Regions from separate parts of the Homo sapiens genome. Here region 1 is linked to region 2. A link is a loop called in an ENCODE intact Hi-C map of the cell type or tissue named here. Cell type or tissue: left ventricle myocardium inferior. All regions are shown on one strand. Links, peaks and the distances in the headings refer to the core of each region. The heading gives the core; the rest is flanking DNA. Region 1 overlaps GTF3C3 (general transcription factor IIIC subunit 3). Region 2 overlaps SF3B1 (splicing factor 3b subunit 1).

Region 1 (11,047 bases), core at 2,651-10,650, 640 kb before region 2:
TTTAAGTTCTGGGGTACATGTGCAGAACATGCAGGTTTGTTACATAGGTATACATGTGCCATGGTGGTTTGCTGCACCCAGCAACCCATCATCTACATTATGTATTTCTCCTAATACTATCCCTCCCCTAGCCCCCTACTCCACAACAGGCCCAGGTGTGTGATGTTTCCCTCCATGTGTCCATATGTTATCATTGTTCAACTCCCACCTATGAGTGAGAACATGCAGTGTTTGGTTTTCTGTCCCTGTGATAGTTTGCTGAGAATGAAGGTTTCCAGCTTCATCCATGTCCCTGCAAAGGACATGAACTCATTTTTTTACGGCTGCATAGTATTCCATGGTGTATATGTGCCACATTTTCTTTATCCAGTCTATCATTGATGGGCATTTGGGTTGGTTCCAAGTCTTTGCTATTGCGAACAGTGCCACAGTAAACATACGTGTGCATATGTCTTTATAGTAGAATGATTTATAATCCTTTGGGTATCTACCCAGTAATGGGATTGCTGGGTCAAATGGTATTTCTGGTTCTAGATCCTTGAAGGAATCACCACACTGTCTTCCACAATGGTTGAACTAATTTACACTCCTACCAACAGCGTAAAAGTGTTACTATTTCTCCACATCCTCTCCAGCATCTGTTCTTTCCTGACTTTTTATTGATCGCTATTCTAACTGGCATGAGATGGTATCTCATTGTGGTTTTGATTTGCATTTCTCTAATAATGGTGATGATGAGCATTTTTTCATATGTTTGTTGGCTGCATAAATGCCTTCTTTTGAGAAGTGTCTGCTCATATCCTTCACCCAGGTTTTGATAGGGCTCTTTTTTTCTTGTAAATTTGTTTAAGTTCTTTGTAGATATTAGTGCTTTGTCAGATGGGTAGATTGCAAAAATTTTCTCCATTCTGTAGGTTGCCTGTTCACTCTGATGATAGTTTCTCTTGCTGTGCAGAAGCTCTTTAGTTTAATTAGATCCCATTTGTCTATTTTGGCTTTTGTTGCCATTGCTTTTGGTGTTTTAGCATGAAGTGTTTGCCCATGCCTGTGTCCTGAATGGTATTGCCTAGGTTTTCTTCTAGGGTTTTTATGGTTGTATGTCTTATGTTTAAGTCTTTAATCCATCTTCAGTTAATTTTTGTATAAGATGTAAGGATGTAAGGAAGGGATCCAGTTTCAGCTTTCTGCATATGGCTGGCCAGTTTTCCCGAAACCATTATATTAAATAGGGAATCCTCTCCCCATTGCTTGTTTTTGTCATGTTTGTCAAAGATCATATGGTTGTAGATGTGTGATGTTATTTCTGAGGTCTCTGTTCTGTTCCATTGGTCTATATATTTGTTTTGGTACCAGTACCATGCTGTTTTGGTTACTGTAGCCTTGTAGTATAGTTTGAAGTCAGGTAGCATGATGCCTTCAGCTTTGTTCATTTTGCTTAGGATTATCTTGGCAATGTGGGCTCTTTTTTGGTTCCATATGAAATTTAAAGTAGTTGTTTCCAATTCTGTGAAAAGTCAATGGTAGCTTGATGGGGATAGCATTGAATCTGTAAATTACTTTGGGAAGTATGACCATTTTCATGATATTGACTCTTCCTGTCCATGAGCATGGAATGTTTTTCTATTTGTTTGTGTTCTCTCTTATTTCCTTGAGCAGTGGCTGGTAGTTCTCCTTGAAGAGGTCCTTCATATCCCTTATAAGTTGTATTCCTAGGTATTCTATTCTCTTTGTAGCACTTGTGAATGGGAGTTCACTCATGATTTGGCTCTCTGTTTGTCTGTTATTGTGTATAGGAATGCTTGTGATTTTTACACATTGATTTTGAATCCTAAGACTTTGCTGAAGTTGCTTATCAGCTTAAGGAGATTTTGGGCTGAGATGATAGGGTTTTCTAAATATACAATCTTGTCATCTGCAAACAGAGACAATTTGACTTCCTCTTTTCCTAATTGAATATCCTTTATTTCTTTCTCTTGCCTGATTGCCCTGGCCAGAACTTCCAATACTATGTTGAATAGGAGTGGTGAGAGAGGGCATCTTTGTTTTTTGCTGGTTTTCAAATGGAATGCTTCCAGTTTTTGCCAATTCAGCATGATATTGGCTGTGGGTTTTTCATAAATAGCTCTTATTATTTTGAGATATGTTCCATCAATACCTAGTTTATTTAGAGTTTTTAGCATGAAGTGTTGTTGAATTTTGTCAAAGGCCTTTTCTGCATCTATTGAGATAATCATGTTGTGGTTTTTGTCATTGGTTCTGTTTATGTGATGGATTACGTTTATTGAATTGCATATGTTGATCCAGCCTTGCATCCCAGGGATGAAGCCCACTTGATCATGGTGGATAAGCTTTTTGATGTGCTGCTGGATTCGGTTTGCCAGTATTTTATTGAGGATTTTCACATCGATGTTCATCAGGGATATTGGCCTAAAATTTTCTTTTTTTGTTGTGTCTCTGCCAGGTTTTGGTATCAGGATGATGCTGGCCTCATAAAATGAGTTAGGGAAGATTCCCTCTTTTTCTATTGATTGGGACAGTTTCAGAAGGAATGGTACCAGCTCTTCTTTGTACCTCTGGTAGAATTCAGCTGTGAATCTGTCTGGTCCTGGACTTCTTTTTATTGGTAGGCTCTTAATTACTGCCTCAATTTCAGAACTTGTTATTGGTCTATTCAGGGATTCGACATCTTCCTGGTTTAGTCTTGGGAGGGTGTGTGCGTCCAGGAATTTATCCATTTCTTCTAGATTTTCTAGTTTATTTGCATAGGGATGTTTATAGTATTCTCTGATGGTAGTTTGTATTTCTGTGGGATCAGTGGTGATATCCCCTTTACCATTTTTTATTGTGTCTATTTGATTCTTCTCTCTTTTCTTCTTTATTAGTCTGGCTAGTGGTCTATTTTGTTAATCTTTTCAAAAAAACAGCTCCTGGATTCATTGATTTTTTTGAAGGGTTTTTTATGCCTATCTCCTTCAGTTCTGCTCTGATCTTAGTTATTTCTTGTCTTCTGCTAGCTTTTGAATTTGTTTGCTCTCGCTTCTCTAGTTCTTTTAATTGTGATGTTAGGGTGTTGATCTAGATCTTTCCTACTTTCTCTTGTGGACATTTTGTGCTATAAATTTCCCTCTACAGACTGCTTTAAATGTGTCCCAGAGATTCTGCTATGTTGTGTCTTTGTTCTTGTTGGTTTCAAAGAACATCTTTATTTCTGCCTTAATTTTGTTTAATTTACCCAGTAGTCATTCAGGAGCAGCAGGTTGTTCAGTTTCCATGTAGTTGTGCAGTTTTGAGTGAGTTTCTTAATCCTGAGTTCTAATTTGATTGCGCTGTGGTCTGAGAGACTGTTACGATTTCCATTCTTTTGCATTTGCTGAGGAGTGTCTTCCAATTATGTAGTCAATTTTAGAATAAGTGTGATGTGGTGCTGAGAAGAATGTATATTCTGTTGATTTGGAGCGGAGAGTACTGTAGATGTCTATTTAGGTCTGCTTGGTCCAGAGCTGAGTTCAAGTCCTGGATATCCTTGTTAATTTTCTGTCTCGTCAGTCTGTCTAATATTCACAGGGAGGTGTTAAAGTCTCCCACTATTATTATGTGGGAGTCTAAGTCTCTTTATAGGTCTCTAAGAACTTGCTTTATGAATCTGGGTGCTCCTGTATTGGGTACGTATATATTTAGGATAGTTAGCTCTTCTTGTTACATTGATTCCTTTACCATTATGTAATGACCTTCTTTGTCTCTTTTGATCTTTGTTGATTTAAGGTCTATTTTTTCAGAGACTGGGACTGCAACCTCTGCTTTTTTTGCTTTCCATTTGCTTGGTAAATATTCCTCCATCCCTTTATTTTGAGCCTATTTGTGTCTTTGCACATGAGATGGGTCTCCTGAATACAACACACTGATGGGTCTTGACTCTTTATCCAATTTGCCAGTCTGTGTTTTTTAATTGGAGCATTTGGCCTGTTTACATTTAAGGTTAATATTGTTATGTGTGAATTTGATCCTGTCATTATGATGCTAGCTGGTTATTTTGCCTGTTAGTTTATGCAGTTTCTTCATAGTGTCGATGGTCTTTACAATTTGGTATGTTTTTGCAGTGGCTGGTACCGGTTGTTCTTTTCCATATTTAGTGCTTCCTTCAGGAGCTCTTGTAGGGCAGGCCTGGTGGTGACAAAATCTCTCAGCATTTGCTTGTTTGTAAAGGATTTTATTTCTCCTTCGCTTATGAAGCTTAGTTTGGCTGGATATGAAATTCTGGGTTGAAAATTCTTTTCTTTACAAATGCTGAATATTGGCCCCCACTCTTTTCTGGTTTCTGCCGAGAGATCCACTGTTAGTCTGATGGGCTTTCCTTTGTGGGTAACCCGACTTTTCTCTCTGGCTGCCCTTAACATTTTTTCCTTCATTCCAACCTTGGTGAATCTGATAATTATGTGTCTTGGGGTTGTTCTTCTCGAGGAGTATCTTTGTGGTGTTCTCTGTATTTCCTGAATTTGAATGTTGGCCTGCTTTGCTAGGTTGGAGAAGTTCTCCTGGATAATATCCTGCAGAGTGTTTTCCAACTTGGTTCCATTCTCCCCATCACTTTCAGGTACACCAATCAGACGTAGATTTGGTCTTTTCACATAGTCCCATATTTCTTGGAGGCTTTGTTCGTTTCTTTTCACTCTTTTTTCTCTAATCTTGTCTTCTCACTTTATTTCATTGAGTTGATCTTCAATCTCTGATATCTTTTCTTCTGCTTGATCGATTTGGGTATTGATACTTGTGTATGCTTCATGAAGTTCTTGTGCTGTGTTTTTCAGCTCCATCAGGTCATTTATGTTCTTCTCTACACTGGTTATTCTAGGTAGCAATTTGTCTAACCTTTTATCAAGGTTCTTAGCTTCCTTGCATTGGGTTAGAACATGCTCCTTTAGCTCGGAGGAGTTTGTTATTACCCACCTTCTGAAGCCTACTTCTGTCAATTCGTCAAACTCATTCTCCATCCAGTTTTGTTCCCTTGCTGGCGAGGAGTTGTGATCCTTGGAGGAGAGGAGGCATTCTGGTTTTTGGAATTTTCAGCCTTTTTGTGATGGTTTCTCCTCATCTTCATGGATTTATGTACCTTTGGTCTTTGACGTTGGTGACCTTCGGATGGGGTCTCTGAGGGGACGTCCTTTTTGTTAATGTTAATGCTATTCCTTTCTGTTAGTTTTCCTACTAATAGTCCCCTCTGCTGCAGGTCTGCTGGAGTTTGCTAGAGGTCCACTCTAGACCCTGTTTGCCTGGGTATCACCAGCAGGGGCTGCAGAACAGCAAACATTGCTGCCTGTTCCTTCCTCTGGATGCTTAGTCCCAGAGGGGTACACACCAGATGCCAGCCAGAGCTCTCCTGTATGAGGTGTCTGTCAGTCCCTACTGGGCGGTGTCTCCCAGTCAGGATACAGTGGAGTCAGAAACCCACTTGAGGGGGCAGTCTGTCCCTTATCAGAGCTTGAACGCTGTGCTGGGAGATCTGCTGGCTCTCTTCAGAGCTGTCAGGCAGGGACATTTAAGTTTGCTGAAGCTGTGCCCACAGCCACCCCTTCCCCCAGGTGTTCTGTCCCAGGGAGATGGTGGTTTGTATCTATAAGTCCTTGACTGGGGCTGCTTTTTTTTTTTTTTTTTCCAGAGATGCCCTGCCCAGAGAGGAGGAATCTTGTGCTTGGTTTTTTGGCATGGTGGTGCATGCCTGTAATACTAGCTACTTAGGAGGCTGAGGTGGGAGGATGACCTGAGCTAGGGAGGACTAGGTTGCATTGAGCTGTGATTGCACCACTGCATTCCAGCCTGGGCAACAAAGCAAAACCCCATCTCTTAAAAAAAAAAAAAAAAAAAAAAAAAAAAAAAGAGGCTTGGCATCCTTGGAACTAGTTATAACAGAATTGAATACTGCTTGTCCTCTTTTATGCAGTTGCAGGTCACTGGGCCAGAGGTTTCTGTTTATTGGCTTTCTCTTTCTCCTCTACACTTGTCTGAACTCCCTGAATAGAAACACCTGACTGTCTACTAAAATGCCAAGTGGTCCTGCTAACTCTCACTCTTCACATTAGCATACTTACCCTGAACTGCAAACAGGATAAATTTGGGGTATGATCTTCAGGGTTATGATTAGACTTTTCATGCTTCATCTGGTTGCCCTGATACCTGCTAGACTTGTTTAGGTTAAGGCTGAAAAACGGGCAGCAAGAAACACATACTAGGGTCCAGCTGCCCTTCTTTCAATGCTGATGGGAGCCGCACAAACAGAGCTTATGGATCTGATTGCTCAAATGTGGAGGGCGAGACTGAGATTTTTTTCTATTGAAATGTTGAAAGTTAGACAAAACATATTAAGACAATTAAATTTTATGAAATACAGTCCTAAATTTATAGAAATGCACTGCCATCTACTGCATATAAAAAATCATTGCAGGGTATGTTCCTCCCACTGGAATTATTTATAATCAAGCAGTCACACACACTGAAATGTACATGAATTTATAAGATGTGGCAACTGCCACAAAGAACTCATTTAGACTTTTATAACCTTTAATTTTCTTATCTGAAATGTTCTCAGTTTTCCATTTTGTCTCTTTAAATTCTATTTTCATATTTTCATTGAATTAATTCTTGCAATTACATTTTAAATCTTATAATGTTCTCATTCTTTGAATTCCTTCCTTTTAATAGCATCCTCTTATTTCATGTGTATGGTATTGTCTTATCTGGGGATATGAACTGCGTTTTGTTTTTCTACTTCCTGCACCAATTCTGTTCCCTTTGCGTTCCTTCCTCCCCTCCCATTGCTTATATGGATCTCTCCCAGTCCTGAAGCGTTCCTCAGTAGTCTGATGATCGTGAGCTGTCCACTAATGCTGCTAGCAAGGTGCCAGCAAGCTGACAGCAGTGCGAGGGATTTGTTCACAGGCAGGCTTCTCTGGCCAGGATGGGCTGTTTCATTGAGAACCCTCAAACTGCCAGTATATATATGAGCATTTTTTTCTTGGACAGGATTTCTCAGAAAGGAACCCTTTAACTTCCTGCTTAAAGGATGTTAAATAGATGCCAGTTTTCTAGGAGCTTAGGAGGAGAAGGCAGCTGGGCATCTCGCTGCTCAGTGTGTAGACGTCCACTTAATCCTCTGCTTTCAGTATAACACTCTGGCCTTCATCTCTGCCTGGTATTCCCGAATCCAGAGGTCCTGATTCCACAACTCCAGAAAATAAGACCACCAGTGTTCCATGCGGGAGTGGGACAGTTTCCATAGGTGAAAAGGGTTAACTAGGAGGGTCTCACTGTGGCTTAACAGACTTTCCACTGCTCCCATTTTTGACCACACTTCACCTGTCTTTGGAGGAACCTAGTGGACAAGCTTTAAGGTCTTGAATCAGCTTGCTTCTGCCCCTCTCCCCACCACCTCCTGTGGGCACTCAGCTTTCATTTTTCTGTAGTTTATTTAGTTACCAATTGCCCATTTGCTTCCTAGTTTCTAAAAATTATTTTGTCGTCTCTCTGTTATCTCTTATTCTTTTTGGCCTGGAGTTTATATTGTCTTTTTTGTTTGCTGTGTTTTGTTGGTTTTTGGATTTTGGAGGTAAAAGTAACTGTGTTACTTTTGAGATGGAACAGGGACCCCTCTTAGGGGCCTGCAGCCTGTCCCCGCACCAAACAAAATTTTTTTAAAATCTTGAATTCCTTAAAAAAAAATTCCAGATACCTAGCTAGCCCTAAAAAATAACATAATGAACAAAAAGATAATAACTTAAAACAATAGCCAAAAAAATTAGTCACTGGATGGTTTGGGTCTCTATAAAAACTAAAAAGAGCATCTTATAACATACGTCCCTAAGTTGTTTTTCAAAAAACCAGACCCGCCACCAAGTGGATCCACTGACACATAAACCTCTAGTAAGGGGGAAATGAAGATTAAATGCTGCCACTCCTTGCTCTGAATTTCTTCCTGAAGGGTCTAAAAGAAGTCATACCCAAGAGCCAGGGCCAACATTCTTTTCTGATGACCCCAAAATTTTAAATAAAGCTTCTCTTCCTTAACCAATTACAAATCAAAAAAATCTTTAAATCTGTTACCTATAAGCCCCCACTTCAAGATATCCCACCCTTTTAGGCCAAACCAATGTATTATAGAACCTCCATGTATTAATTTACAATTTTGCCTATAACTCTTGCTTAAAATGTACCCCTGCATTTAAAAACCCTTCCTTATGAGCCATTGAAGAGGTCAGGTCCTAAGCATAAACTGCCCAATTCTCCTTGCTTCAAGGTGCCTACAAATAAATGCCCCCCTTTCTCCTGCTGAAAACCTTGGTATGGATGTTTGGCCTTACCATGCTGGGCAAGCAGACCCCAGTTCAGTTTAATAACATTGTTGAGATTTTTCATTAATTCATTAGTATTGGTATTTATTATAACTTCTAGTTTCCCTCCATGCAAATTTGACCATGCCTTATATTGTCACCTAAGTCGTTAATGAACATGGTGGCATGTCATTTGCAGTTTCTCTCCAGTCTACATCAGTCTGTCAACATGCATTCTTTGAGTTCGGTCATTCTACCGGCTGAAGAACCAGCCACACTTTCCCATTCAATCCATAAGCATATCACAGCAGTCTTCCTCACAGACTCTGCTAAAACCCAGATACATAAAATGTAAGATAGTCCTCAGAACCACCAGTCTAGTACCAAGCAAAAAGAGTGTATCTCCTAAAAGATTGAAGTGGAAGTTATTATAGAATCAAGGATATCCTGATCAAAGAATCAAAGAATCTATCTGGATTCTAGAATGAATCCAAGGGTGAGAAGGCAGCTGGCCTTTTTGCTTGGAAAAAAAGAGTAAGTATCCTAAGGAACATCACTTCAAAGAACACACAGATGGCTGGAATCATGCCAGCACTAACATGCCCAAGTGGTTTCCAGAATCCACCTTTTGCCCACTTAAAAAATTCAGTTCATTTGGTCATTTTCTTCTGAGAATGCCTCAAAATTCTAATTTGCAGTTTCATAGCATAGCCATTAGTATAGGGACTATGGGCCTGGAGATGCAGTTCATTTCTAGTCCCCCCTTACTCATATCCTCACCCAATATCTTGGCCATTAACTCCTTTCCTACCCTGTTCAGTATTATGTTGGAGTATATATTCTTTCAATATGAACTATAGTATTATAATACTATTAGCTTTACAACACCACAGCAGGAACATTCCTCCTGTTCTTGCTCTGAATGATTTTGAAAAGCCTGTTTATTGTGGATTAGACTTCGTGACACTACTTGTAATTCAGCAACAAATTTTTATATTCATTTCTGTTTGCTTTATACTTTCTTCCTATGAAAATGGCTAGAAAGCAGTAATGCTAAATTAAAAGAAAGATGGAATGGTGGTCGATCAGGTCAAAATTTTTTGTATGTGCATTTAACAGAAAAACCCAAGCTGGTGTAAATATTAAAGTGGAAACTATAACAGAATCAAGGCTATCTCCTAGAACGAATCCAAGGGTAAGAAGGCAGCTGGCCTGAGGATAGAACTGAAAACTGGAAATCTCTGGGACTTCAGAGAGAACTCTCCTTCGCTCATCTTTACTTCTCTTAATGCAGACACCTCACTTTTTTTTTTTTTTTCAACAGAACGGGTTAACTGCTAGTTGGCCTCATTGTTCTGAAGTTCTGGCCCTACATGAACTATTTCAAGTCTGAAATTCCCAGGGAAGGCGGGAGGAAACTCCTGATTGGCCCAGGTTGGTTCAGGAGCAGACTCCCTCCTCGATCAACTGTGATCATGCAGGAGCAGCAGAGTCTCAGTGCATAAAACAGGTACCAGGACCCCACTGCTAAGGTGAGGATGGGAGGTAAGAGAATAGGAGCTTTTAAAAAGAGACCCCAAAAGATGTTTTTATACAGGGGCTTTGATGGGCTGAAGGCCTGGAAGACAGAAACACTGCCAATGTCTTTTTTCTTTCTAAAATAAACTTATGCTTGGCTGGGTGCAGTGGCTCACACCTGTAATCCCAGCACTTTGGGAGGCCGAGGCGGGCGAATTACGAGGTCAAGAGATCGAGACCATCTTGGCCAACATGGTGAAACCCTGTCTCTACTAAAAATACAAAAATTAGCTGGAGGTGGTGGCAGGCACCTGTAGTCCCAGCTACTCGGGAGGCTGAGGCAGGAGAATCGCTTGAACCTGGGAGGTGGAGGTAGCAGTGAGCAGAGATCATGCCACTGGACTCCAGCCTGGAGACAGAGTGAGACTCCGTCTCAAAAGAAAAAAAAAAAACAAACCTTATGCTTAATGTTTGTTGTTACTCTGAACTACAGCAACTGTGTTCTTCTGAAGGAAAATCTCTGAGCAAGGAGCAGCTTACTAGTGATCTTGAACATGCTATTTAATCTCTAGATACAAAGTGGTGATGACAATATCAATAATAACTACCTTGCAGTTCCCTGAGAGAATCAGAGATAACATATCCAAAGTGTTTAGCACCATACTTAGCATACAGTAGCAGAGTAAAAACTCAGCAAATGGAAGCTATGATTTTAAAAGCTAAACAAAACTATACAATATCAGCTGGTTTTTTTTTCCCTTAGGGAGACTTATTTCCTCCACGGCTATTTAGTAGACACTGGAGCCACAGTCCAGTGAGCTAATTTAAGAGAGAAACTCGGAGCACAGAATGCTCAGTTCCACAGAATTCCAACACACAAGTCTAACTTATTACTGTATCTCAGTTACCTCTACCATTACCTATAAATGGCATAAAGTAAAAATTAAGCATGTGAAACAGTTAACCTCAATTATAAAAATAAAATGCATTTAAATTATACACATGGAGTATACAATATATTTACTTATTGCATACAAATTCTGCTCAACTAGAAAGTTTTGTGTACAGTAGAAACAGTGGTAAGAATTTCTAATAAGTCCCAATTTTATTTCTTTGATCCTAAGCCTCTACTTGTTTCCCTCCCACAATTGGGCTGGGTGTTACTAACCCATGTGCACATTAATTACAGCATTTATTTTTCCCTAAAAAGT
Region 2 (11,047 bases), core at 990-8,989:
CTGCTTGCAGAATTTTTTTTCCCTTTAGAGTTCACAGAAGTACTACCACATGGAGACAAAACAAAACAGTAAAAATAGTATAGGTAGTAAAAAGGCCAAAACTAAGAAATTTGGGGCCATAACATTAGAAAAGTTTGAAAATATACTTTACATATTTGCTTAAAAAATTAAGTGTAGTACTGCCTTAATGCTTGGTTCCTCTACCATTAAATGGCATTTCATTCAGTTTATGCTGAACTCTTAGATCAACTTATTATTACTGAATACAAAGCTAAGCAAACCTAGACATTTTAGCTGCTGCCACTGTGTATTATCACAGTACATAAGGAATCTGTCACAAGGTTTGTCTCCCCTTCTCCATTATACTGTTCTTAAAGGTAGAGGGCAGGTCTCATGCACCTTTGCATCCCCTGCATATAAGCACAGTGGCTGGCATACAGTGGGTGAATAGGTATTTACTGATGCATTGCTGAGTAGTGGCTTATAACATGGAGAAAAGCCCAACATTGTCCTGTTCTATCAGCATTACTTAGGTATCCTCACTCCTAATAGGCAGAAAGCAGTTTTGAAGTAAAGTTAAATTCCTCACTTGCTAAACACAGCAGACCTGTCAAGTGTTGGACAAGACTTAAACCACTTTCTTTAAATGTGTTCATAAAGCATTTTGAGAAATCAAGAGATGAAAGGCGCTATGTAAGTACAAAATATTCAAGACAGTTTAGCAAAAGTGCTACTTTTCTACGATGATGGAATGGTTGTGCTAGTTTGAGGGGAACATCCCCTGAGGCTACTCTTCTTGCTGTCATTATTAACACAACAATGGAATTTTGACAAAGATGCCATCACTTTATATAGTTTTTATTCAGCTAACTACTTTCTATAAACCATGTGACAGAAAATGAAATTAAGCCACTTATTCCACATAAACCAATACTTTATCAAAGTTCCGCATTTTACAAGTCATGTTCAAAAAACACACACAAATTAGCATTTTGTACACAAATGTTTATTTCTCAATTAAACATTCCCTTTAAACACAAGGAATGAGTTCTAAATCTTCATAAAGATGAATTAAAAATGAAATCCCTCCAGTATAGTGTATATAATCACTGTGTTCTTGGTCACTACTGGCATTTACTGTTTAACATCAAAAACAAAGACAGGTTATTTAAAAATCATGCTACTGGATTTCTAGCTCTTCCTCTATGACCAGTTCTACACTGATCTGCAATGTTTAAAAGTTTACATCACCAAATCAAAGCAAGTTTAAGGTGTGAAGTAGCTGTGCATTAAACACAAAATAAACAATAAAATTATAAGATATAGTCAAGTTCATAACGAATATAGGTGTTCTTATCATCGTTGTAGATTCTTGGGTAATGTGCTATGAGAGCGTCCTGGGAACCAATGTAGATGGAGTTGTAAATTTTCCAATATACATCTCTGACTTTCCGGGCTGGGTGAAACAGACCCTAAAATAATTGAACGGTTACATTATTTCAATTTTTAAGAACATACATAACCTTAACAAAATTAAGAAAACATAAAGATATGATTCAAAATTATTTCCCTTGGGGAGTTGGGGGGGGGGGAACCTACTAATTACACTGCTCTTAAGCTGCAATGGAAGAGACAAAACTCACTCCCCTGTCACCACACAATTGTTCTACCATATGGCACAATATACCCTAATGATAATCAGGAAAAGTAACTTAATTCAATACACTACTTTTCTTGCTAAGTAATCTTTTAAAAATCTTTAACTTACAGGCAGTGGGGGGAAAGGGGAGGGAGAGCATTAGGACAAATACCTAATGCATGCAGGGCTTAAAACCTAGATGACAGGTTGATAGGTGCAGCAAACCACCATGGCACATATATACCTATGTAACAAACCTGCACGTTCAGCACAAGTATCCCAGAACTTAAAGTATTATTTAAAAAAAAAAAATCACCGATTAAAAAAAAAATCTTTAACTTACCTGTAAACAATATTGCAACATTCTACATGGTCCAATAGCAACTCTCAGGCCCTCTAGGGCTCCCATAACTGCCTGAATTACATGAGGAGATGTCTCAAATACATTGGGCCATACATAGTTCAACAAGTGATTCAGCGAATCTTCACAACCAAATCCATAAACCCCAAGTGACATGTGCTGTACCACTGCACTAGCCGTCTGTCTGTGTACAAGGTCTCTACAACGGAAGGGAAAAAAGTCCTTTAAGATGCGGTCTTATAAGAAAGGGGGAAAAATCCTTAAAGATACAGTCTTAGTTTTACAGGAAATATTCACCGGCCCATTAGAAACTAAATTACTAATTCAGTGCACTGAATAGATGTGAAGTCATCTAACATTTCATATATCTAATATATCCTTTAGAATAGCTTCCACTTGAGGACTTTTGCTTTAATTACTCAAGATTCACTATGGCTCAACAATTAAGCCATATTTTCTAATTAACTTTTTTTTTTTTTTTGAGACGGAGTCTTACTCTGTCACCCAGACTGGAGTGCAGTGGTGTGATCTTGGCTCACTGCAACCTCTGCCTCCCAGGTTCAAGCAATTCGCCTGCCTCAGCCTCCTGAGTAGCTGGAATTACAGGTGTGTGCCACCACGCCTGCCTAATTTTTGTATTTTTAGTAGAGACAGGGTTTCACCATGTTGGCCAGGATGGTCTCGATCTCTTGACCTTGTGATCTGCCCGCCTCAGCCTCCCAAAGTACAGGGATTACAGGCGTGAGCCACCGTGCCTGGCCATCTAATTAACTTTTAAAAGGAATATGAGCAGGAGGGCTCTGTGAAGTCTTGGCTTTATTATGCTACTAAAGAGGAGGCATGTGGTTCTAACATATGAATAATAAACAGTAATATTTTAAACTTTTTTCTCTTTTTTAAAATTATTTTTCAGGCCGGACATGGTGGCTCATGTCTGTAATCCTAGCGCTTTGGGAGGCCGAGGCAGATGGATCACCTGAGGTCAGGAGGTCAAGACCAGCCTGGCCAGCGTGGTGAAACCCCGTCTCTACTAAACATACAAAAATTAGTAGGGCATTTTGGCACACGCCTGTAATCCCAGCTACTCAGGAGGCTGAGGCAGGAGAATCACTTGAACCTGGGGGGTGGAGGTTGCAGTGAGTCGAGATTGTGCCACTGCACTCCAGCCTAGGCAACAAGAGTGAAACTCTGTCTCAAAAAAAAAAGAAAAATTATTTTTCTTTTTTATTGTTATTGTTAGAGATAGGGAAGGCCTCGCTATGTTGCCCAAGCTGGTCTTGAGCTCCTGGGGTCAAGCGATCCTCCCACCTTGGCCTCCCAAATCATTTTAAACTCTTGATTATAAACTTAAATCTTTACTAGTACTTCAGATACTGGTATATAATAGGTAACTAAATTAAAGTTAAATTCCCTTCTCACGTAAAGTTTAAGTTTCATTCAATAACTCAATTTGGGGAGAGGAACAAAAGATCAATAATTTTTTCAAACCTACAGAAATAACTATCATCTCCTATGTTAACTGAATTTATGTTCATGAAAAATCAATGAGTTATTCATTCCACAATTATTCAACCAAGTATGAGCTCGCTGGCTAACACAATGGGATTTGCAATGGGTATGAAAATGAGTTTCCAGGCCGGGCACGGTGGCTCACGCCTGTAATCCCAGCACTTTGGGATGCCAAGGCGGGTAGATCACGAGGTCAGGAGATGGAGACCATCCTGGCTAACACGGTGAAACCCTATCTTTGCCAAAAATACAAAAAATTAGCCGGCCATGGTGGCACACGCCTGTAGTCCCAGCTACTTGGGAGGCTGAGGCAGAAGAATCACTTGAACCTGGGAGGCAGAGGTTGCAGTATGCCGAGATCATGCCACTGCACTCCAGACTGGGTGACACAGCAAAACTCCGTCCAAAAAAAAAAATGAGTTTCCACACTTTGCTCCAAAGATAGTAACACAGACCATATCAAAGAGAAAAGAGAAAAATACTTGTATTTACTAATATTCTTGTTTTTCCTATTTATTTTAATAATGTCATTCAGCATAAGAATGAAGCAGTATTCCTCATTAATAAAATTTCCAACTGAAGTATTCTTTTCATTTAGTAATTTTCAATGGAATTACTCCCTTAACTTCTTAGTACACAGAAAAAAGTTTTTAACTGCAGGTGACATACATTAATGACTGCACTATGGTGCTCAGGCACTTCTCACTAAGGAATACAGAGCAAGGGTGATTTACCCTCATTTTTTTTAGCCCTGGGCAGCCAGGCTTTTACAGAGCACAATTCTTACTTTGTCTCCATGTCTTGCATATATACGTTCTGGTAACTTGTCGAGTCCAGTTAAGTCTCCCTTTCAGAAGGTTATTAATGAATAACTTAAATCTGTACACAAAAGTATTTGAATGGGCTCTGATTTGAGTAACTTATCTCTCCTGAAAAATAAAGAGCCAGTGAAACAGTTCTTTCCCTTACTACGCTTGCACTTTCCTTTGCACTTTCTTCAGTTACTTCTGTGTTTAAGGCTGTACGTCAGTCTAGATGGTAAAAGGTATTAGCAATCTGTCAAATAACTTGAACAGTACTCTACTGGTGGTCACCATCTGAAACACCAGGGACCTGCAACAGGAAGAGTGTAGTTCTGGCAGGCTATTGTTCAGTAATTCAAAGGCTTAAGAGAAACCTGTCCTTTACCTGCAACAAAAAGCTAAAAAGATCAGGTCTCTGCCCATTAGCTTCTGCTCATCATGTCCTCTAACTATATTTGACCAATTTTGAAAACAAAAGATTATCAATCAACCCTTTTCAAAATTTATTTAATTCAATAGATAAGAAAAGAGATTTAAAGGGGATGGGAGAACTTGAAAGAAAGTCTGGGGAATCACTACAGCGTGCACATTATTTTAAAATAATAAGTCATATTTACAATGTCCTAAGACTCCAGGCTAGCAATTTTTTCTTTAACTATGTTACAGTAAAAAGTCATCTAATAACTATTTCACGATGTTCTAAAATGAAGGAAGAGTTATAATTATTTTCTTGTATTTAGTTCAAGTCACTTACCTATCCATTAAAGCATCTTCAAGTAACGGTGTTACGGCATAAATGTAGTCTTTTCCCATTTCACCAATATATTCAAACAAGAAGGAAAGCGATTTTAACACTCCATTTTGAACATTCAGTTCAGGAACTCTGTATTCATTCATTAAGGCAGGGAGTACTGTAAAGGGTGAACATGTTTCTGCAACAATAGCTATTGCTACAGTGGTACAAACTCTGTTCTGCCTTTCTTGAACTTTGAGGTTGTTCAGAAGTGTAGCCAATACATCATGAGGGCTGAAAAAAACAAATGGGTCAACAAGCTGTTACATTATAAGTCAAAAATTTATGGAAGAAAAAAATGCATAAAGATGAAAACTTTTAAGTATTAATAATTACAGGGAACTCAGTAATTTTATAAAATGCAATACTTTCAAGTCACTGGCATTGTTGTTTCTATATAAAAATTTCATATAAATTAAAAGGTCAGTTTAAAAAAGTTGACTCTGAGAAGATCAGAGGTCATAGCTGTACAAATTCTAAACATTTTAAGTTAACTCAATTTTCAAATGTAATTTTCAGTTCTTAAACTTTCTGAAATATAAAGAAATTTAACTAAATGTTTAAAGTGAGTAATTCTCTGAGTTGTCAAAATGGGCACTAGAACTAGGTAGGAGTGGTGAGGGGAATATCCGAATTGTAGTCTCCCATTATAAACCATATAAAATCTCTTTTCCTTTTATCTTTCCTCCACACAATTTGCTGCATCTATTTGCCTCTTCTTTGACATAAACTTAGAGGGACATTGGGGCTAAAAGCTTGCACAAAAGCTATTCTTGCAAATGTCTTGACTCCATCACCACTGAAATAAATATTATGCTACCAAAATAGGAGAGGAATGAGTATGTGTTAGGGGAGGGGGTGTTGTCTGGTATAATTCTACCTAATTAATCAGACATTCACATGTCATATTCCTTGAAAACATTTTCTTAAGCCACATGGACATGTGGTGTCTCGTTTTCTACAATGACTGTTTTTTCCTATTTTAGTTGTGATGGAGTGGAAGCAAACCACCACAGATTATCTCACAAAGCAGCTATAATTCAGTTAAATCCGTGGAGTAATGTTAGAATAGCATTTTTGTTGTTTTTTTTAGAGACAGGGTCTCGCCCTGTCGCCCAGGTGCCCAGATGCCCAGGTTGGAGTGCAGTGGCACAATCACAGCTCACTGTAACCTTGAACTCCTGGGCTCAAACAATCCATAATAAGATTTTTAAAACATATAAAGCATTAATATGAGACTTAAATGATGTTGTGAGACTAAAAACTTGCCTTAATAGTTTAAGCAATATCCTAGAAGACCAGCACACATTTTAAATTTTTCTGAAAATGGTACTGTTTCCCTCCCTGAAAACACCTAAAGTGTAATTAAAGTAAGTCTTAAACCCTTCCATCTATTTTAATTAAGAATTTAAGACTACAGGCTGTGCGCAGTGGCTCACGCCTGTAATCTCAGCACTTTTGGAGGCCAAGATAGGTGGCTCACTTGAGGCCAGGAGTTCGAGAACAGCCTGGCCCACATGGTGAAACCTCATCTCTACTAAAAAATACAAAAATTACCTAGGCGTGATGGTGCATGCCTGTAGTCCCAGCTACTGGGGAGGCTGAGGCAGGAGAATCGCCTGCACCTGGGAGGCGGTGGTTGCAGTGAGCCGAGATTGAATCACTGCATTCCAGCCAGGGTGACAGAGCGAGACTCCGTCTCAAAAAAAAAAAAAAAGAATTTAACAATACATTCCAATAATCAGAAGGTCAGTGGTTAAATGAAGAGCTTTCTCAACTGCATTATTCAGACCATGCCTCAAAAGAGATTTCTACATGGAAGTATTTTCCAATACCACAATGCATTTATTATAAAGTAATTTTTTTTTAATGGAAGTAAATAACACTCACCCAATGGCCTTTGCAATATAACCAAATGTGTTGACTGTGGCTCTACGAATAGCCTTTTTGTGGGCTTTTAAGAGCTCTAAAAGCTCAAAGCAAATCCTCATCCACTCTCTTGCAGATACATATTCAGCTCCCCTAATTTAAAAAATACACATATTAATTATTGTGACATTAAGAAAAGTTTTAAGGATAAATTTGCAAATTCAGTTCTAAAAACATGATTAACTCATTTTAAGCATTAAATAAAACTTACTACTCTTCAGAAAGGCTGAAGAGTTAGTCTTACAGGTTTAGTCCTAAAATTACATTGCCACCCCCATTACCATCCAAATTGAAATTTGACTGAAAATATTAATACTGGATAGCCTAATCTTTTACACTTATATTAGTGACATTAAGGAAATTTTGCTAATTGAATACAAAGTGGCCAAATTTGAAAATTGATACTGCTTATAAAAATGTGTGGGTAATCTGCTTACCTGTCAGCAATACGACCAACAAGATCAATACAATTCTCTTGTACTTTTTCATGTCTGTTCTTTAAGATGGGGGTGAGTCTAGGCAGCAGATCTTTAATTGGTGGAGTCATCTTATGCATACCTATTTAATAGAAGTCAATAAACTATCAACATTTGAATTGCAACTTTTGTTCACTTTCCTTTTACTTAGCAATGTCATATATGACTATGTATAAATATAAACTTACAGCTGCCTAGGGAAAGAGAAAGCCCCAGATTCTGACCAGACTCAGAATCGTTTTTAACTTTTATTAACAATTTTTGATTATGTATAGAAATGAAAGAAATCAGTGAAGTGATTTAAAGGATGATGGATACTCAATAACAAAAAAGTTTTGTTTGATTCTGAAATATATTTGTGCACTGACATTTAAATATGGGGACAGCTTATGTTCCGGCCATACACAACAATATAAGCCAGAGGTAAACATGTAAATAAAGCAAAAATTTCCAGAAAGGGCCCCCTTACCCTTTAACTGCAAAACAAACAGATCTCCAGTCTCCCTGCAATGCAGGGCATACTTGGATGGTATTTACACCTACGAAGAGAGAAAAAAGGAGGCAGCTGGCAGGGGCTCTTGCTCTAACTAGAATCACTTGCTCTGATTCTCTCTCCATTGCTCTTCCCATGCCTCTCTGACAAACAATATGGTTTAAAACTCCCTGCAAACCAGAGCCCTACAAGTGGCCATGTAAATGATTTCTGGCAAGTAGCTATCTTCAAGTATAGAGGATAGGGTTGCATTGGAGATTATATGCAAATACAATAGTTTAAACATGTGTATCGCATAAATACCTCTTACAAAATGAGGAAAAACAAACAGTGGCTCTCTCACAGTCAGCTATTTTGACTTCTGCTAGGTTATCAGAGCCTCTAAACTCTGCAGGAGTTACATTTGGCAACAGTTATAATCAATTTAAAAAAAAGATTAAATATAAGAAACCATTTGTTTTCTTCATACTGCCCTAATGGAATAAAAACTTTGCTCTCCATATCCAAGACCATTTGTAATATAGCTGTATTACGGGTTAGAAAACTGAATGGACAGTATTTAAAACTTGGGTATGTAAATAAAGACAATAATTTGATCAGTTCACTTTTCTCTGATTATATTCCTTGAAACTGATCACAAGCAAAAAACCTGTCATAATCGCTAATTCAAGGTTTAAATATATATATATTGTTCTAAAACTAAATTAAAACTTTAGGATTGCCTTTTCACCCCGCAGCAGAACATGGCAGAATATATTTCACCTGACACACTATTTCTACTAGGGTCCTGTATTCCATGACTTCAAAGCTTTTTGAGCTGTGACTACTCCCACCTCTCATGTAGGTCCTAAACTTACCCTTTTTTTCTCTTTAAAGTAAAATATAAATGGGTTTTGGGAAACAAGACTTTTGTGACATCCCCCGACTTAACTACAATCTTGAAGTGCTTTTAAAAAGCTAACAAAAACCTCCCAACTCCTAAATAAGATTTTACTTACGAAAAAAAAAAGAAAAAGAAAGTTAAAACAAGAAAAAGTCTTATGTAACCAGCAAATTCCATACCTATGACATTTACAATGGCCTTCAGTGCTCCAAGAATGCTGCCCAATACTTCAGGGTACTCTTCACCCAAATACTCATACAATACAACACCCAAGTGTCCCATCAATTTTTCCTATAATAAAACAAATAATGTTAAAATGTTACTATTTACATTAAACTATTTGGGGAAGAAGTAAGAATTTGATGCAAAAGTTTACCTCTTGACAAGTCTTCATGACAACAGCAGTTCGAGAAATCAAGTCAGCTGCCTGTTGCCTAACTTTAGCAGATTTGTTATTTAAACGCCACAAAACTGTACCACAGATCTGAGGCAAGTATGGTTTGACTCGTTTGCCAAGAGCATTAACCACTGTGCCAAAGCCGTTCAACATTACTGAGTCCTAAAAAATAAATTTAAAAAAAAGACATATTCATTTGGTTTATGACTGCACAGTTGAAATACACTAAGAGTCAACCTTTTCTAACCACCCAAACATCTGTTGCTGTTTTTTTACATCAAATCTTAAAACTTGAGGTAGAATAATATCGTTTGGTAACCCCCTGAGCATTTTAAAAATTACTTCAAATTCAATTGCATTCTAGAAAAATTTGCTTGACAACTAATATGCTTTTCTACAAATATTAAAGTTAGTAGCAATGTGCCATAATAGTTTTCATTACCTCTGTAGTCTGTTCTTGGAAAGCATAAAGAATACCATCAATCAGTTGTTCTTCAAGTTTATGATCAATATCTGCTGCTCCCAAATTACCCATAATTTTCTCAATTGTCTCCATCACCATTTTTCTGTACTGTTCGGCTTCATCTTTCAGATCATCCACAATCCTGGATATAATTTCTGCTGCACCTACTTTGTTTGCCAACTCCACAGTAGTATCAACTAACTAAAAAGAACAGAAAAACAAAAAACCTTTTAGACTGCTTTTCCAAGGAAATAAAGCAACATCATGAAAACCAAATACTCTAAATATACTACTTATTTAGCTAATAAACATGGTAAGAATGATTCATTGCTACTTATTAAAGTTGAAGAGAAAAGTGACCAAACATCGAAAAATGAGTATAAGTTAACATGATTCAAGGTAAAACTGTGTCCATGTTTCATCTAGCCAGATAAAGCACTGAATGTACCAGACAAAAACATCAATTCACAGTTAAGTATTAATCCTCGAATCCAAAATCAAAATGGAAGTTAACTGGCTGACTAAAATCCATCTCCTTTCATAATCAAGCACATATAAACTGTGAGATAATCAAGGCAAAAAATAATATACAACATGCATTCAAGTTGACTAAAGAATGAGTTGAAAGGACTTTTGAGAATATTCTTTTACAATAAAAGCTTACCTGTCGGTAATTTCTTCTATCCAAAGCCATCCTGTGCTGCCAGAAGTGTTTAAAAAAGGGAGGAAGAATCTCTGTTTTAATGTAGTTTGCTTCTACACCATCTGTCCCACAACACTGTTTTACCACCTAAAAGGTTAAGAAATAGTAATAATAAATCAACTGACCTGAAATGAAGAGAATACTCATTGCTGATTACGTGATTTTAAAAAATAAAATTTAAAAACAAATCAAACAGTATTCGTGTAACATACAGTTTTTTTTGTTGATTTTTAAAAACACTTTAAAATTCTGTTAGAACCATGAAACATATCCAGTTTACATTAACAAATCTGGAATAATTACCTTCAGCACAATTTTTTTCATTTCCTCATCAGGAGACTGGAATTCTCGAATAAGGATTAACATCACTTCTCTAGTATAGTAGTTGGCATATTCTGCATCCATAAGAGGAATAAGATACCCAATAGCCTTCAAGAAAGCAGCCAAACCCTATTTTTAAATAAAAAATATATGTACTTTAGTAATTTAGATTTATGTCGCCTTAACTTTAATGAAGATAAATCAAAAGGTAATTGGTGGATTTACCTTTCCTCTGTGTTGGCGGATACCCTTCCATAAAGGCTTTAACACAGAATCA

What was found. Hi-C counts contacts between places; a loop is a spot of excess contacts. Peaks named below come from ENCODE experiments on the same cell type or tissue, not always from the same donor. Only the 100,000 strongest peaks of a DNase experiment are listed, where the experiment ranks them.
Region 1: it touches region 2 in a loop (4-fold over the local background); 13 of 110 quality-filtered maps call a loop at or near these places.

The regions. Positions count from the first base shown.
Region 1 is chr2:196,752,656-196,763,702 of GRCh38, forward strand. GTF3C3 (general transcription factor IIIC subunit 3) reads right to left here. Exons shown (of 18, transcript NM_012086.5): 18 at 10,380-11,047. Among named protein-coding and RNA genes, the nearest start is that of GTF3C3, 42 kb to the right of the region's middle. In left ventricle myocardium inferior, for the core only: a CTCF peak has its summit at 6,441 (motif pointing left); no DNase peak of the experiment used is centred there; H3K27ac peaks cover 441 bases.
Region 2 is chr2:197,390,990-197,402,036 of GRCh38, forward strand. It overlaps SF3B1 (splicing factor 3b subunit 1), which reads right to left. Exons shown (of 25, transcript NM_012433.4): 15 at 10,996-11,047; 16 at 10,753-10,899; 17 at 10,411-10,536; 18 at 9,726-9,947; 19 at 9,263-9,445; 20 at 9,066-9,177; 21 at 7,472-7,592; 22 at 6,996-7,127; 23 at 5,067-5,339; 24 at 1,983-2,199; 25 at 1-1,472. The coding sequence ends at 1,314. Among named protein-coding and RNA genes, the nearest start is that of SF3B1, 39 kb to the right of the region's middle. In left ventricle myocardium inferior, for the core only: no CTCF peak of the experiment used is centred there; no DNase peak of the experiment used is centred there.